Regions from separate parts of the Homo sapiens genome. Here region 2 is linked to region 1. The links are chromatin contacts, found by Hi-C or POLR2A ChIA-PET in ENCODE. All regions are on one chromosome and are shown on one strand. Each heading gives the region's core, a stretch centred on a gene start or an enhancer-like site at or near the end of the contact. The rest is flanking DNA. Distances are from core to core; before and after follow the strand shown.

Evidence for each region. Hi-C counts contacts between places; a loop is a spot of excess contacts on that map. ChIA-PET counts read pairs that join two places held with the same protein, here RNA polymerase II (POLR2A). Pooled maps may share reads with other maps.
Region 2: a map of B cell shows a loop between it and region 1 (2.3-fold over the local background). The contact joins the enhancer-like site here to the promoter of LINC01926 in region 1. A Hi-C loop is called at or near these places in 4 of 168 maps with a recorded cell type or tissue (B cell, heart left ventricle, left cardiac atrium and 1 more) and 3 of 50 pooled maps. POLR2A ChIA-PET finds 5 or more read pairs at or near these places in 10 of 52 experiments (B cell, BJ, GM12878 and 5 more).

The regions. Positions count from the first base shown.
Region 1 is chr18:58,810,335-58,817,374 of GRCh38, reverse strand. LINC01926 (long intergenic non-protein coding RNA 1926) reads right to left here and starts at 3,495. Exons shown (of 3, transcript NR_146904.1): 1 at 3,301-3,495.
Region 2 is chr18:58,843,125-58,850,164 of GRCh38, reverse strand. No RefSeq gene overlaps it. Among named protein-coding and RNA genes, the nearest start is that of ZNF532, 18 kb to the left of the region's middle. RefSeq lists enhancers at 1,920-2,732, 2,733-3,545, 3,546-4,358. Within about 2 kb of position 2,469, at least 12 of the 41 ENCODE cell types and tissues checked have a DNase peak (open chromatin) inside an H3K27ac peak, as active enhancers do; they include psoas muscle, where a contact is called at or near this core.

The sequences.
Region 1 (7,040 bases), core at 2,246-4,745:
ACAAAAGAGATGTGTACAGAATTTTTTGTGTGTTGTTTTGTGTTGAGACGGTCTCGCTCTGTCGCCAGGCGGGAGTGCAGTGGCACCATCTAGGCTTACTGCAGCCTCCGTCTCCTGGGTTTAAGCCATTCTCCTGCCTCAGCTTCCTCAGTAGCTGGGACTACAGGCACGTACCACCATGCCCAGCTAATTTTTGTATTTTTTATTAGAGACAGGGTTTCGCCATTTTGGCCAGGCTGATCTTGAACTCCTGGCCTCAAGTGATACAACAGCCTCGGCCTCCCAACATGCTGGGATTGATTCCAGGCGTGAGCCACTGCACCTGGCCTCATTTTGCTTTCTTAAATACTTGGAATTCCCTGCACCAAGAAGATGAAAAAGTGAAAAACTCATGGATGGGAAATTTCTTTTTGTTTTTTGTTTTTTTTTTGAGACGGAGTCTCTGCTCACTGCAAGCTCCGCCTCCCGGGCTCACGCCATTCTCCTGCCTCAGGCTCCGGAGTAGCTGGGACTACAGGCGCCCGCCACCACGCCCGAGAATTTTTTGTATTTTTAGTGGAGACGAGGTTTCACCATGTTAGCCAAGATGGTCTCGATCTCCTTGCCTCGTGATCCGCCCGCCTCGGCCTCCCAAAGTGCTGGGATTACAGGCGTGAGCCACCGCGCCCGGCCGGGGAATTTCAAACTTACTGATACCTTGTGTTTTCCTCCCAGGGACAGGTACAAGAGGGTGTGACTGTGGGAAGGGACACACTAACAATAGGCAAGGGGCCCAGGTTGTTTCTTCTGTGAAGGTACCGGTCTGTGGCCTGTTAGGAACCGGCAGCACAGCAGGAGGTGAGCGGCTGGTGAGCCATTATTGCCTGAGCTCCGCCTCCTGTCAGATCAGCGGCAGCATTAGATTCTCATAGGAGCAGGAATCCTATCGTGAACTGCGCATGTGAGGGATCTAGGTTGCGTGCTCTGTATGGGAATCTAATGCCTGATCATGTGAGGTGGAACAGTTTCATCTTCCCCACCCCTGGTCCGTGGAAAAATTGTCTTCCATGAAACCATGAAACCGGTCCCTGGTCCCAGAAAGGTTGGGGTCTGCTGCCCTAATTCATGCACTAGAGTTTCATATGCTGACATGATCTCTGTGATCATAAATATGAATTAGATTAAATTTATCTTTGACTCCAGTACAATTTCCTCTTTTCTCTCTTTTTGGTAACTCCCAATTCAGGTGCATCTGCAATGCATTCTCACAATTCATTTCAATTTAGTAAATGATGGCTGAGTGTCTCCCCATTCAAGGCACTGTGTTAGACACTGGGACAGAAAACTAAATAAGACTTGATCCTGCAGCAGAAGAGACAGCCAGGCAGGTATCTAGAATTCAGTGTGTTGAATATGACAGTGTAAGTGCCTATGCTGCCACAGCCTCCTTCTGAGCAAACAGCCGGTTGGTTCCTTATGCAAAGGTCATCCAACGTAGAAACAAATATGCTGAATCTCCTGAGGAGACAGTGATTAATTTAGGCTAGAGGTCAGTGTGGGACCAATCAAGGTGACGTTGGAATTAATTTGGACTTGAGGAGCGTACAGTTTCATAAGGCAGAGAAACATATACTACAAAGAATGAGGTATATTTGTGAGGATTTGGAGCTGTGCCATTCCTTAGAGTATTAAAGTCATGAAAAAAAGGCTGGGCGCAGTGGCTCACGCCTGTAATCCCAGTACTTTGGGAGACCAAGGCGATCACAAGGTCAGAAGTTCGAGACCAGCCCGACCAATATGATGAAATCCTGTCTCTACTAAAAACACACAAAAAAATAGCCAGCATGGTGGAATGCGCCTGTAATCCCAGCTACTTGGGAGGCTGAGACAGAAGAATCCTTTGAATCCGGGAGGCAGAGGTTGCAGTGAGCAGAGATTGCGCCATTGCACTCCAGCCTGGGCAACAAGAGCGAAACTCTGTTTCAAAAAAAAAAAAAAAAGACTATGATTATCATGCATGGGGTTAGGGATGGGGGTGCAGGAGATGAGGTAAATTGGAGGTAGATTGGGGTCGGATTGGGAGGTGAATTTCTGCCTATTCTGATGAAGAGTCATCAGTGCTTCGCAGGCATGGCAGTGGCATTACAGATGTGTTTTGGAAGAAAATTCAGGAACAGGGAAGGGTTGTAGTTTGTAGCTGTCAGATGCAATGAGGCAGATTAAAAGCTAGACAATTTAGGCCAGTCGCGGTGGCTCATGCCTGTAATCCCAGCACTTCAGGAGGCTGAGGTGGTCAGAGTGCTTGAGTTCTGGAGTTCAAAATTAGCCTGGGCAACATTGTGAAACCCTGTCTCTACTAAAAACATACAAAAATCAGCTAGGCATAGTGGTGCACACCTATAGTCCTAGCTACTCGGGAGGCTGAGGTGGGAGGACCACTTGAGCCTGGGAGGCAGAGGTTGCAGTGAGCCGAGATCACGCCACTGCACTCCAGCCTGGATGACAGAGCGAGACCCTGTCTCAAAAAAAAAAAAAAAAAAAGAAAGAAAGAAAAAAAAAGAATGACCTTCTCTTTTAAGGCTGAACTCTATTCCATTGTATGTATGTTCCACATTGTGTTTCTCCATTCGTCTATCAGTGGACACTTAAGTTGCTTCCACAGTTTAGTTGTTAGAAATGTGGAAGTACAAGTATCTGTTTGAGTCCCTGTATTAGTCCGTTTTCACACTGCTATAAAGATACTGCCTGATATATTACCTGAGACTGGGCAATCTATAAACAAAAGAGGCTTAATTGACTCGCAGTTCCCCATGGCTGGGGAAGCCTCAGGAAACTTATGGTCATAGTGGAAGGCAAAGGGGAAGCAGGCACCTTCTTCACAAGGCGGCAGGAGAGAGTGTGAGTGAAGGGAAAGCCCCTTATAATACCATCGAATCTTGTGAGAACTTACTGTCATGAGAGCAACATGGGGGAAACCAGTTCCATGATCCAATCACCTCCTACCAGGTCCCTCCCTGGACTTGTGGGGATTACAATTCAAGGTGAGATTTGGGTGGGGACCCAGAGCCATGCCATATCAGTGCCTGCTTTCATTTCTTTTGGGAACATACTCTGAAGCATAATTGCTAGATCATATGGTAATTTTAGGGTTAAGTTTTTGAGGAACGTCATTACTGTTTTCTACAACAATGGCGCCATTTTACATTCCCACCAGCAATGTACAAGGATTCCAATTTCCCAACATCCTCACCAGTTGTTATTTTCTGTTCTGTTTATTTGGATATTAGCCATCCTAATGAGTGACAGTGAAATTTTACTTACATGAAGGATCTCATTCTCCACTGATACCCACGAAAACAAAGGGGACCATTCTGCACTTGGCTGAAGTGAGCATTTTCTCATCAGGAGAGGAGTAGCCCAGGGGATGTCCACTGGAGATAGGGTGGGCGCCCTCCACTCCATCTTCCCTTCTTGGAAACTTGGAGAATTTCTTGTGTTATTCTTGGGACTGTGATGTGTATAAATAGAATGGGATGAGGGAAAAAGAAAAGGTTGAGAGCCAGTTCAGAAAGATCCTTGTAATATATTTTGTTGATCTTACTTTTTCAAACTTGTACAGCTTGATGGCTGTGAGCAAATATTTCCACTAGGAATCTGTTGACATTTCCACCACTCTTCTCTTCTTTTTCTGTTCTGTTTTTTTTTTCTGCCTAGTCTTTCAGTGTCAATCTTGTCTTAATTTCAGCATGCATTCTGTCCTCATGCATAAATTAGGTATGGTTTTCTGCTCTTTATTCGAAATTGCCTATTTCTATTGTAAATTACACCAATCATAATTTCCAGTTTACCGCTTTTCTCCAGACATTTTTGCTTTTAATACAAATTCATAAATTAAAAGTCAACTACTCTCACTCCCAAAGATTAAAAAGATAAAAGCCTGTAATTTGGTGGACACCGATCATCAAATATGCATGTTACACTGAAGAACTGGCTTTGCAATTCTGCAGCTGTACTCTTGGGTTGGTGATGAAGAAGACAGTTATAGGGGATCCCGAGCTTTCAGCATCTCAGTAGTGCCAGTACATCTGGAATCCAAGACAAAATGTGAATGCAGGCATCATGAAGCAGAATTCGAGCTGTGCGGTAATCAGCCAGATGATCTGCAACACACAGATGCTAGCTTTTTTTTAGATAACCACCAAAATAGAAACACAAATTTTACACTCAAAGAACACTCAGGGCCCTTAGTGGAGAAATAGCTGCATCGTGCCAGTTATGAATTCTGTTGTTTTTGGTGGTCACAATTTATCATAGCCCCACTTAACCATGATTTCACTTTCCATGGTTTCAGTTACCTTCCGTTAACTAAGGTCCAAAAATATTAAATGGAAAATTCCAGAAATAAGCAATTCATAAGCTTTAAGTTGCACCTGCCATTCTGAGTAGTGTGATGAAGCCTTGCACCTGCGGTGGGATTCCTCCCTTTGTCCAGCATCTCCATGCCATAGATGTCCCCACTCATGAGTCACATCGGAGCCCTCTCAGTTACCACATCGGCTGTCTCTGTATTGCAGTGCTTGGGTTCAAGTCATTCTTATTTCACTTCATGATGGCCCCATAGCGCAAGAATACTGATGCTGACCGGGCGTAGTGGCTCACACCTGTAATCCCAGAACTCTGGGAGGCCGAGGTGGGTGGATCACCTGAGGACAGGAGTTCAAGACAAGCCTGGCCAACGTGGTGAAATCCCATCTCTACTAAAAATAGAAAAATTAGCCAGGGATGGTGGTGCATACCTGTAATCCCAGCTATTTGGGAGGCTGAGGTAGGAGAATCCCTTGAGCCCAGAAGGCAGAGGTTGCTGTGAGCTGAGATCGTGCCACTGCACTCCAGCCCGGGCGATAGAGCGAGACTCTGTGTCAAAACAAAACAAAACAAAAAAATTAGCCAGGCATGGTGGCATGCGCCTGTAATCCTAGCTTTGCGGGAGGCTGAGGCAGGAGAATTGCTTGAACCTGGAAGGTGGAGGTTGCAATGAGCCGAGATCACACCACTGCACTCCAGCCTAGGCGACAGAGCGAGACTGTCTCTGAAAAAAAATAAATAAATAGCCGGGCGTGGTGGCTCACGCCTGTAATCCCAGCACTTTGGGAGGCCGAGGCGGATGGATCACGAGGTCAGGAGATCGAAACCATCCTGGCTAACATGGCGAAACCCTGTCTCTACTAAAAATACAAAAAAATAGCCAGGCGTGGTGGCGGGCGCCTGTAGTCCCAGCTACCCGGGAGGCTGAGGCAGGAGAATGCCGTGAACCTGGGAGGCAGAGCTGGCGGTGAGCCAAGACCCCGCCACTGCACTCAAGCCTGGGCAACAGAGCGAGACTCTGTCTCAAAAATAAATAAATAAATAAATATATAAATATATAAAATAAAATTATGAAATCTGCAGTGGGGCCAGGTGTGGTGGATCATCCAAAGAAGGGTGGACAAGGGCTTAAATTGTTAGAAAACTCACTTGAAATGGGAGGTGTGAAAGTAAATATTTGCAAAGATAGATGATATTCCACAGCAGCCTGAATGGAGAGTGACATTTGCTCAGAAAGAATCCCGGATTATAAATATGACTAACAGAGAAATGTGCCTATTATTTCACCATGTTTTGGCAGAAGAACTTCAAAAGAAAATCTATTATAAGGTTATCAAGCTTCATTAGTACAATTAACTGTTTTCAAAATAGGCCCATTTTCCCAGCTACTTAGCAAGATGAGGCAGGAGGATCCTTTGAGCACAGGAGTTCGAAGCCACCTTGGGCAACATAATGAGACTCCTATCTTTAAAAAAGAAAAAAAGAAAAAAAACAGGCTCATTAAAAAAAAAATTGTCAAACTGCATACTCATCATCTTCGGCTAACAAGACACCAGGAAATCTCTGGAATAAAAACTGATATAAATAACTCTCAATTAATTTAAAATCCCACATGAGTTCTCTGCTTGCATCCTGACTTTTCCTCATTTTTGCTACTGGCCTCTGTCGCTGGATTTTCAGGGAATGGTAAGGAAACAAGGGAAGACCAGAAAGTCTATTTTAGCTTCTTGCTAGGGGGTTTTGAGAAAGAACTGGTCAAGAAATTTTGAAAAGTGGTCTTAGGATGACCCGTGGGTTTTAATGAGCCCAGCAATGGGTGTTGAGACAAGGGTATAATAATAATAAACAGAACTAAGTGCCGGGCGCCATGACTCACGCCTGTAATCCCAGCACTTTGGGAGGCCGAGGCGGGTGGATCACGAGGTCAGGAGTTCAAGACCAGCCTCACCAACCTGGTGGAACCCCATCTCTACTAAAAATACAAAAATTAGTTGGGCATGATGGCAGGCACCTGTAATTCCAGCTACTCAGGAGGCTGAGGCAGGAGAATCGCTTGAACCCAGAAGGCGGAGGTTGCAGTGAGCTGAGATCATGCCATTACACGCCAGCCTGGGTGACAGAGTGAGACTGTCTCAAAAAAAAAGAAAAAAAAAGAGAATTAAGCAATCTAGCTCAAGAAACAGTACATCCAAATAATCACACTGGGATTTGTTTTGTTTTTGTTTTTTTTAATTGAATATGTTTTTTATATTAAAAAAAATACAGGCGGGATTTCACCATGTTGACCAGGCTGGTCTCAAACTCCTGACCTCAAGTGATCCACCTGCCTCGGCCTCCCAAAGTGCTGGGATTACAGGAGCTAGCCACCACGCCCCACCTGTTTTATTTGTTTCTAGAGATGCAGGTCTCACTATGTTGCCCAGGCTGAACTCAAACCCCTGGGCTCAAGGGATCCTCCTACCTCAGCTTCCTGAGCTGGGATTGTAGGTGAGTGCCACCACCCCAGGCCAGGATTTGATTTTAATTCCAGTTCTAAAATCCTTTCTCTGCCTGGAGGTACTTGCCTCATGGCAATTAGGAAACTGCTTCTCTGAGCAGGCCTTGAACTATTTTTGGCCTTCAACAGGCCCCTAGTGCCGGGAGTGGTGGCTCATGCCTGTAATCCCAACACTTTGGGAGGCTGAGGCAGGTGGATC
Region 2 (7,040 bases), core at 1,220-3,719, 34 kb before region 1:
CATCTGGGCGACAAAAGCAAGATTCCGTCTCAAAACAAAACAAAACAAAAAACCCCAAAATTAGCCAGGCGTGGTGGCAGGCGCCTGTAGTCCCAGCTACTTGGCAGGCTGAGGCTCGAGAATCACTTGAACCTGGTAGGCAGAGGTTGCAATGTGCTGAGATCATGCCACTGCACTCCAGCTTGCGTGACAGAGCAAGACTCCATTTCAAATAAATAAATAAATAAAAATAGCTGGGTCTGCAGGACCTGTGACTTCTGGGAACTGAGTAGAATGGATAATAGCCAACACTATGGAGCACTTACTCTATGCCAGGTACTGTTGTAAGTAGTTCATTCTGTAATTATTTCACCCACTGTCTCTCACAAACCTACGACTTGGGGCTTGTGATGAGCCAAGTTTGCAAATGAGGTTAGGTCACTTTTTCAAGCAAGGAGTCACTCTCAATCCCAGGCAGTCTGGCGCCCTGATGTGTTGCATACTCCTGGATTTGGAGTTTGAACTTGAAAGCCCTGAGTCATCGCAGTCCTTTACCTCTTCCTCCAGGCGCCAGTTTTATTTTGTTTTTTTAAATATATATTTTTTAGAGTCCCACTATGTTGCCCAGGCCAGACTCAAACTCTCAAACTCCTGGGCTCAAACGATTCTCCCTCTTCAGCTACCTGAATAGCTGGGATTACCATATTCCAATTTTTTTTTTTTTTTTGAAACAGAGTTTTGCTCTTGTTGCCCAGGTTGGAATACAATGGCATGATCTCGGCTCACTGCCACCTCCGCCTCCCAGGTTCAAGTGATTCTCCTGCCTCAGCCTCCTGAATAGCTGGGATTACAGGCGCCCGCCACCACGCCCAGCGAATTTTATGTATTTTTAGTAGAGACGGGATTTCAACATGTTGGCCAGGCTGGTCTTGAACTCTTGACCTCAGGTGATCCGCCCGCCTCAGCCTCCCAAAGTGCTAGGATTACAGGTGTGAGCCACCATGCCTGGCCCCATATTCCAATTTTTATTGAGCCTGTGGACCCCTATCTCCTAAACACTCCATAGCTCTTAGGATAAAATCCTAAGACTTTAGGATTTACTCAGCCCTCCAAAGTCCAGCCCTGGCTTACCTCCCCAGCCTCTTTGGCCCAAATCCCCTGGCAAGCAACATTCCTATAGTTCCTCAGTGTCTCTTTGGTTGGAAGAAAGACTTTCTTGCCTGGAGGCCTTTGCATCAGGGCGGTCCCTTAACTATCACTCAGATCCTCCCCCTCTGCCTGGCTAACTCTTACTCACCATTTGCGTTATAGCTTAGAGCCCACTTCCTCCTGGGAGCTGTGGAGACCTCTACACTGGTTAGGTCCTCCTGATGGGAGCTCCAGTCAGCTCAGAATTTCGCAAGTTGTTGGCATTTATCCCCCAGCCCTGGGATTGCTTTATTTGTCTCTATCCCTCACAGAGTAGATTACAGGCTCCCTGAGGGCAGGACCTCCTGTGTCTGGTTCACCATTACTTCCCCAAAGAGTAGCACAGTGCCGGAGGCACCCTGCAGGAGTGACAGGAATCACAGGTAAAGTTTATTCATTCACCCACTGAACACATTTATCGAGTGCCTGCTAGACACCATACACTATGGTACTCAAGCTTTTCTCATTTAATCCTTCTTCAAGGATTACTTTATTTCATCTTCATAACGAGACACCGAAAAACCCAGTTCATAGATTCGGAAAATTAGATGGAGGTTCTTCTGTGTAAAAAAATTAGCTGGGCCAGGCGCGGTGGCTCACAACTGTAATCCCATCACTTTGGGAGGCCAAGGCGGGTGGATCACCCAGGGTTAGGAGTTTGAGACCAGCCTGGCCATCATGGTGAAACCCTGTCTCTACCAAAAATACAAAATTAGCCAGGCGTGGTGGCGTGTGTCTGAAGTTCCAGCTACTCAGGAGGCTGAGACAGAATTGCTTGAATCCAGGAGGCGGAGGTTGCCCTCCAGCCTGGGTGACAGACTGATACTCCGTCTCAAAAAAAAAAAAAAAAAAAAAAAGCCTAAGGTCACAGTAGGAAGCCTTTGTTGAATGAACACGCGAATGGATGCACCGAGGTCGGGGTTGGGAATATCCGGATTAAGATACCACTGAAGAATTAAGGTTATGTGCCTCCTTAGAGGTGAACTATTAAAAAATCTAATGTAAAAGGCCTGAGATGGGCAAAGTCCCCTTAGGAGACAAAGCCTGCCGGCCAAGGCAAGCCTAGACAGTAATCTAATTGAAGGTATTAGCATATCTAAAGAAAGAATGTGTCAATCACAAGGGGGGGTCGGTGAGTTTAGAACCTGGGAAAATACACTACAGTCGGAATCCTGCTTTGACCGTGAGGAACCCAGAACCTTTCCCCGCGGGAGGTGCCAGCTGATGTGGCAGGTGTATCCCCGCGTGGGGAAGGACGCAGCCGCCAGCTGAACCGCCGCCTACCGCCCCCGCTCCCTCTCCCGCGGAGCTGGCGACCCGATTGCAATTCCGCTTCCGCCGACAGAAACTGCCTAATAATAGCTCCCTTGTGTTTGTCTGCACCCCGGCTAGGCACTTGCCTACAGCCTAAGTTGCATTTCGGCCTCACACAGCCCAGTCTCCAACTGGGGAAGCTTGCAGAGCTAGAAGGCACGTCCAAGGTCAAATTGCAGACCGGAAAGGGAAGAGCTGGAATGGCCCAGCTCCAGGTGCGGGATCAGCTGGCCACCCCTTGCCTGTCCCGCCCATACGAGCATGCTTGGGACTCTTGGTAGAAATTAACTAAATGGGCCTTGCGGTGTAGGCCCCTGCCTTTTGCGGGCTGATTTCAGGTCCGCCTTCCTTGCGATGCAAGTCATCTCAGTATGTGAAGGTTGAAACTAATCCACTTCGGGAGTCCTCCTGCGGCCCCAGCTCCTCCCGCCCGCTGAGCTACTCCGCAAGTCACAGAGATGCTCCTGTCCCTCCAGGCCTTTCCTGCTCCCCCAACCCTGCCGTCCTGCCAGTTCTCCCTTAAAAACTAACATCTTGCAAGGGACTGAAGGGAAAAGAAACAAACGGTTGCTCTCCTCAAACCATTGAACAAAACAGATTACTTAAAACCCTGTTACAATTTTGCCAGTGAAAGGAGCAGCCCATTAGTAATTAGGGTAGGACAATCCCGCAACCCAGCACTGACCCTGGCAAAGGTGGCACTTCACCCCAGGTGCTTGGAAGAGACAGGGATCTGAAGGCATGGATCTGCCAATGTATAGCCATGTGACCTTGGAAAAAGTTTTGTTTGTTTGTTTGTTTTTTGAGACGGAATCTTGCTCTGTCGCCCAGGCTGGAGTGCAGTGGTGCGATCTCGGCTCACTGAAAGCTCCGCCTCCCGGGTTCACGCCATTCTCCTGCCTCAGCCTCCCGAGTAGCTGGGACTACAGGCGCCTGCCACCACGCCCAGCTAATTTTTTTTTGTATTTTTAGTAGAGACGGAGTTTCACTGTTAGCCAGGATGGTCTCGATCTCCTCACCTCGTGATCCGCCTGCTTCGGCCTCCCAAAGTGCTGGGATTACAGGCCTGAGCCACCGCGCCCAGCGGAAAAGGTTTTGCCATTGTATAGCCATGTGACCTTGCAAAATTCCTGAAACTGGAGGGCCTGAGAGGTCAAAGAAAGCGTCAAGGTTTTCCCTCTCTTCAAGAGCAGAGTAGGCTTAGAAGAAACAGCAAAGCATTTTAGCCTATGCACGGATAGGCACCCCGAGGCATGCTTTAGACATTTCCCACCTCGTTCTTTACAGACAGGACTTCAGGGACAAGAGGTCAGTACAGTAAGAAAATGCTGCATGAACGTTGTGACCTGCATTGTTCTTTCCCATCTCTCTGCCCTCCCTTGCTCTTCAAACACGCGCCAATGCCTCATTAAAGACTGCAAACCATCCCATTAGGTGCAAATGCATGGAAACATATTCATGATTATTCAAATGAATCCTTGTAAAATAATCAGTATTGTCTGCATAAATATTCATCATCACTGGGCTAATCACTACGCAATCTCACGAGGGTGTGGCCCTGTAATCCTGCACCCTTTTGCCCTCTCCTTCCTCCTCCCTTTGTCTGAGACTCTTTTTTTCTCCACTCCTAAGCCTCCTAAGGTTTTCCTAGGTCTTCAAGATCTCATTCAGGGTAAAGATATTTCTGGTTCTGATCTAATGCTTGATGTATTTATCTCTCTTGGAAGATTATTCTACCAGAAGGTGATTTTTTTTTTTCTGCAAAGTGTATCTGACCATGGCTCAACAGCTGCAGATTCTCCGGCATCAATACTTCCTTGATACTAAAAGATTCTCTTCATCGCATGGGCATTGTGGCCAGAGCAGTGTGCTGGGGCCGGGGGAGCACCCAGAAGGATGACACCTTATAGTCTGGTGCAGGATAAAGACAAGGGAGATACGCTCTGCAACAATATGTGGAATAAGGCCAGGCGCGGTGGCTCACGCCTGTAATCCCAACACTTTGCGAGGCTGAGATGAGCAGATCACTTGAGGTCAGCAGTTCAAGACCAGCCTGGCCAACATGGTGAAACCCCTGTCTCTACTGAAAATACAAAAATTAGCTGGGCATGGTGGCACATGCCTGTAGTCCCAGCTACTTGGGAGGCTGAAGCAGGAGAATCGCTTGAACCCCAGAGGCAGTGGTTGCAGAGAGCAGCGATCACACCATTGTAGTCCAGTCTGGGCGACAGAGCGAGACTCTGCCTCAAAAAAAAAAAAAAAAATCAATAGCGGAATGAAATCCACGCAAATAGAAGTACAAGGCAGAAGCCCTGGGAGAACATGGGGGGTTGGAGAGCAGGCACCAGGAGAAGCCTGGAGATGTGGAGAGGGGAGCACCTCTGGGCTGTGTGGCATTCAGATGCTCCATTCTAGCTATGCACCTCTTCTCATCCTGGTTGTACCCCTCTTTTTTAACTTGAAGATTTGTTATTGACGGCAGAACCATGTGGAAAGTTAGAAAATCAGCATGCATTTGGGTGAGGCAAGGTATGAGGAAGATCCCCATAAGACGTGTGAGTAAGCAGACATTAATCCTTTAAATGAACCCCTCTAGGAGCTTGTTCCAGTCACTAGGACTTAGCACAGTGGCAAGAAAAAGCCAAAGAAAACAAAGAAAGGCACATGCATTTATAAGCTCAAGAAACCAGAACACGGGGTCATACAAGTGCCCTTTTTTGGTAGTACCCAGTTACGCCCAGTGGAGTCTATTTAGACATTTGATGGTAAGGAAGTGTCAAAGCCATTTATATCCACTGATGGAAAAAGATACAAAAGAAGAGGAACCTTTTTACAGTTAAGAACTTTGCAAATTCTGGAATGGGAATAGAAATAACAAAATTTGCCCAGGCACAGTAGCTCACTCCTGTAATCCCAGCACTTTGAGAGGCTGAGGTGGGCAGATCATTTGAGGTCAGGAGTTCGAGACCAGCCTGGCCAACATGGCGAAACCCTGTCTTTACTAAAAATACAAAAATTATCCGGGTGTGTTGGCACACACCTGTAATCCCAGCTACTCGAGAGGCTGAGGCAGGAGAATCGCTTGAACCTGGGATGCAGAGGTTGCAGAGCAAGACTCTGTCTCAAAAAAAAAGAAAAGAGAAAAAAGAAAAAAGAAATAACAATATTAAAAGGAAAAGAAAAGATAATTAACAGCTACCACAACTTCAATGCCCAGAAAAAATGTGTAAGTAGTCTATGTTGTAGGCTATTCTGTAAGGTTCAGGGGAATCTCACTGTTGTCTTTAATTTGATATAAGAATCATTTTACTTTTCAAGCTTTTCAGGGTGTAAAGAAAACCCATTGTTGTGTATGTTTTGAAGAAGAATCATTTTTCTTATCAAATAGAAGCAAATAGCTCGTAAGTACCAAACATGTATAGCATGAAAATGAATTGAAAATACTTTCTAAGGCAATATTTTTAGTACATTCATTTGTCTTCTTAAAGGCCTGAAAATAAAATAGCCCATCAAGGAAAGCACTCTGTTTCCCCTTCCTATTAAACATAGAGAACACGACCAGGGTAGAGAAAGGATGCTGGGTGACAATAACCCATTTTTAATGGTTGATTTGTTAGTGGCTTCAGAGAGATAAATAATATTACTTTCTAATCCAAAGAAGTCTCATACCTAAGATTTGCAACATTATTTCTTAAATCCACATAGCTTTCTCTTCCTAGAAATTGTCACACACAAAAACATAAGAGTCCCTGGTTTGATTTAATGAGATTTACACAAAGGGAGTTGTCAGTAACCACTGAAACAGGGCAGGGTTTTCATAATGATTGTGCTTGAATTGTGTTCCAGTCTGAAAAGAGCCTTTTTAATTATAGGGTTTTGGGGGTGGGGGAAGCAGGGTGTGGGAGAGTGGCAGGGGCGGGGGAGTGGATGTAGTTTTTCACGGTAAGAGACTGAAAAGTCTTTTATCTATTTAAAAGGATAGCAGGTGGGCTCCACTAACAAGTCTTAACCCCAGGACTTAGCTTAACCCTGGAGAAAATGTTTTTCATTTTCACCCCTATGTATTTGCTGGTTCTTCACTTCTTTAAATTGCAAGCTCTTCAAATAGAGCTCAGAAGGCCTGGGGGAGTAGGCAGTTCAGCCAAGGACAGTTCCGAGGGTTTGGAATACCTCTGCACAACAGAGCTCCTGGAGACCTCGACAGTTGCGCAGGCAGCCCTGAATCAGCAGCTCCCAGGCAACGCTGACCCGAGCTATTTTGAAGCTGGTGACACTAAAGCCTATGACTGTCACCCGGATTAACAGCGTGGGAGCTAGGATTTTTGATAGTGTTAGGTAATTCCACCCATCTGAATTTCTCTATTTCGATTTCTCACCTCAAGCCTAAAAACATCCATGCAACTCATTCTAGAAAGAAGCCCAATCTAGTTAATTTTACCAGTGAACTGTATAGGATGAAATCCCTACACAAAAGGGCAGGGCCAGAGCCCGCTCCATGTGGAAGGCATGCTTGGAAGTCCAGGGTCAGCTCAGCACTGTCTGGCTTCTTGTCTTCTCAG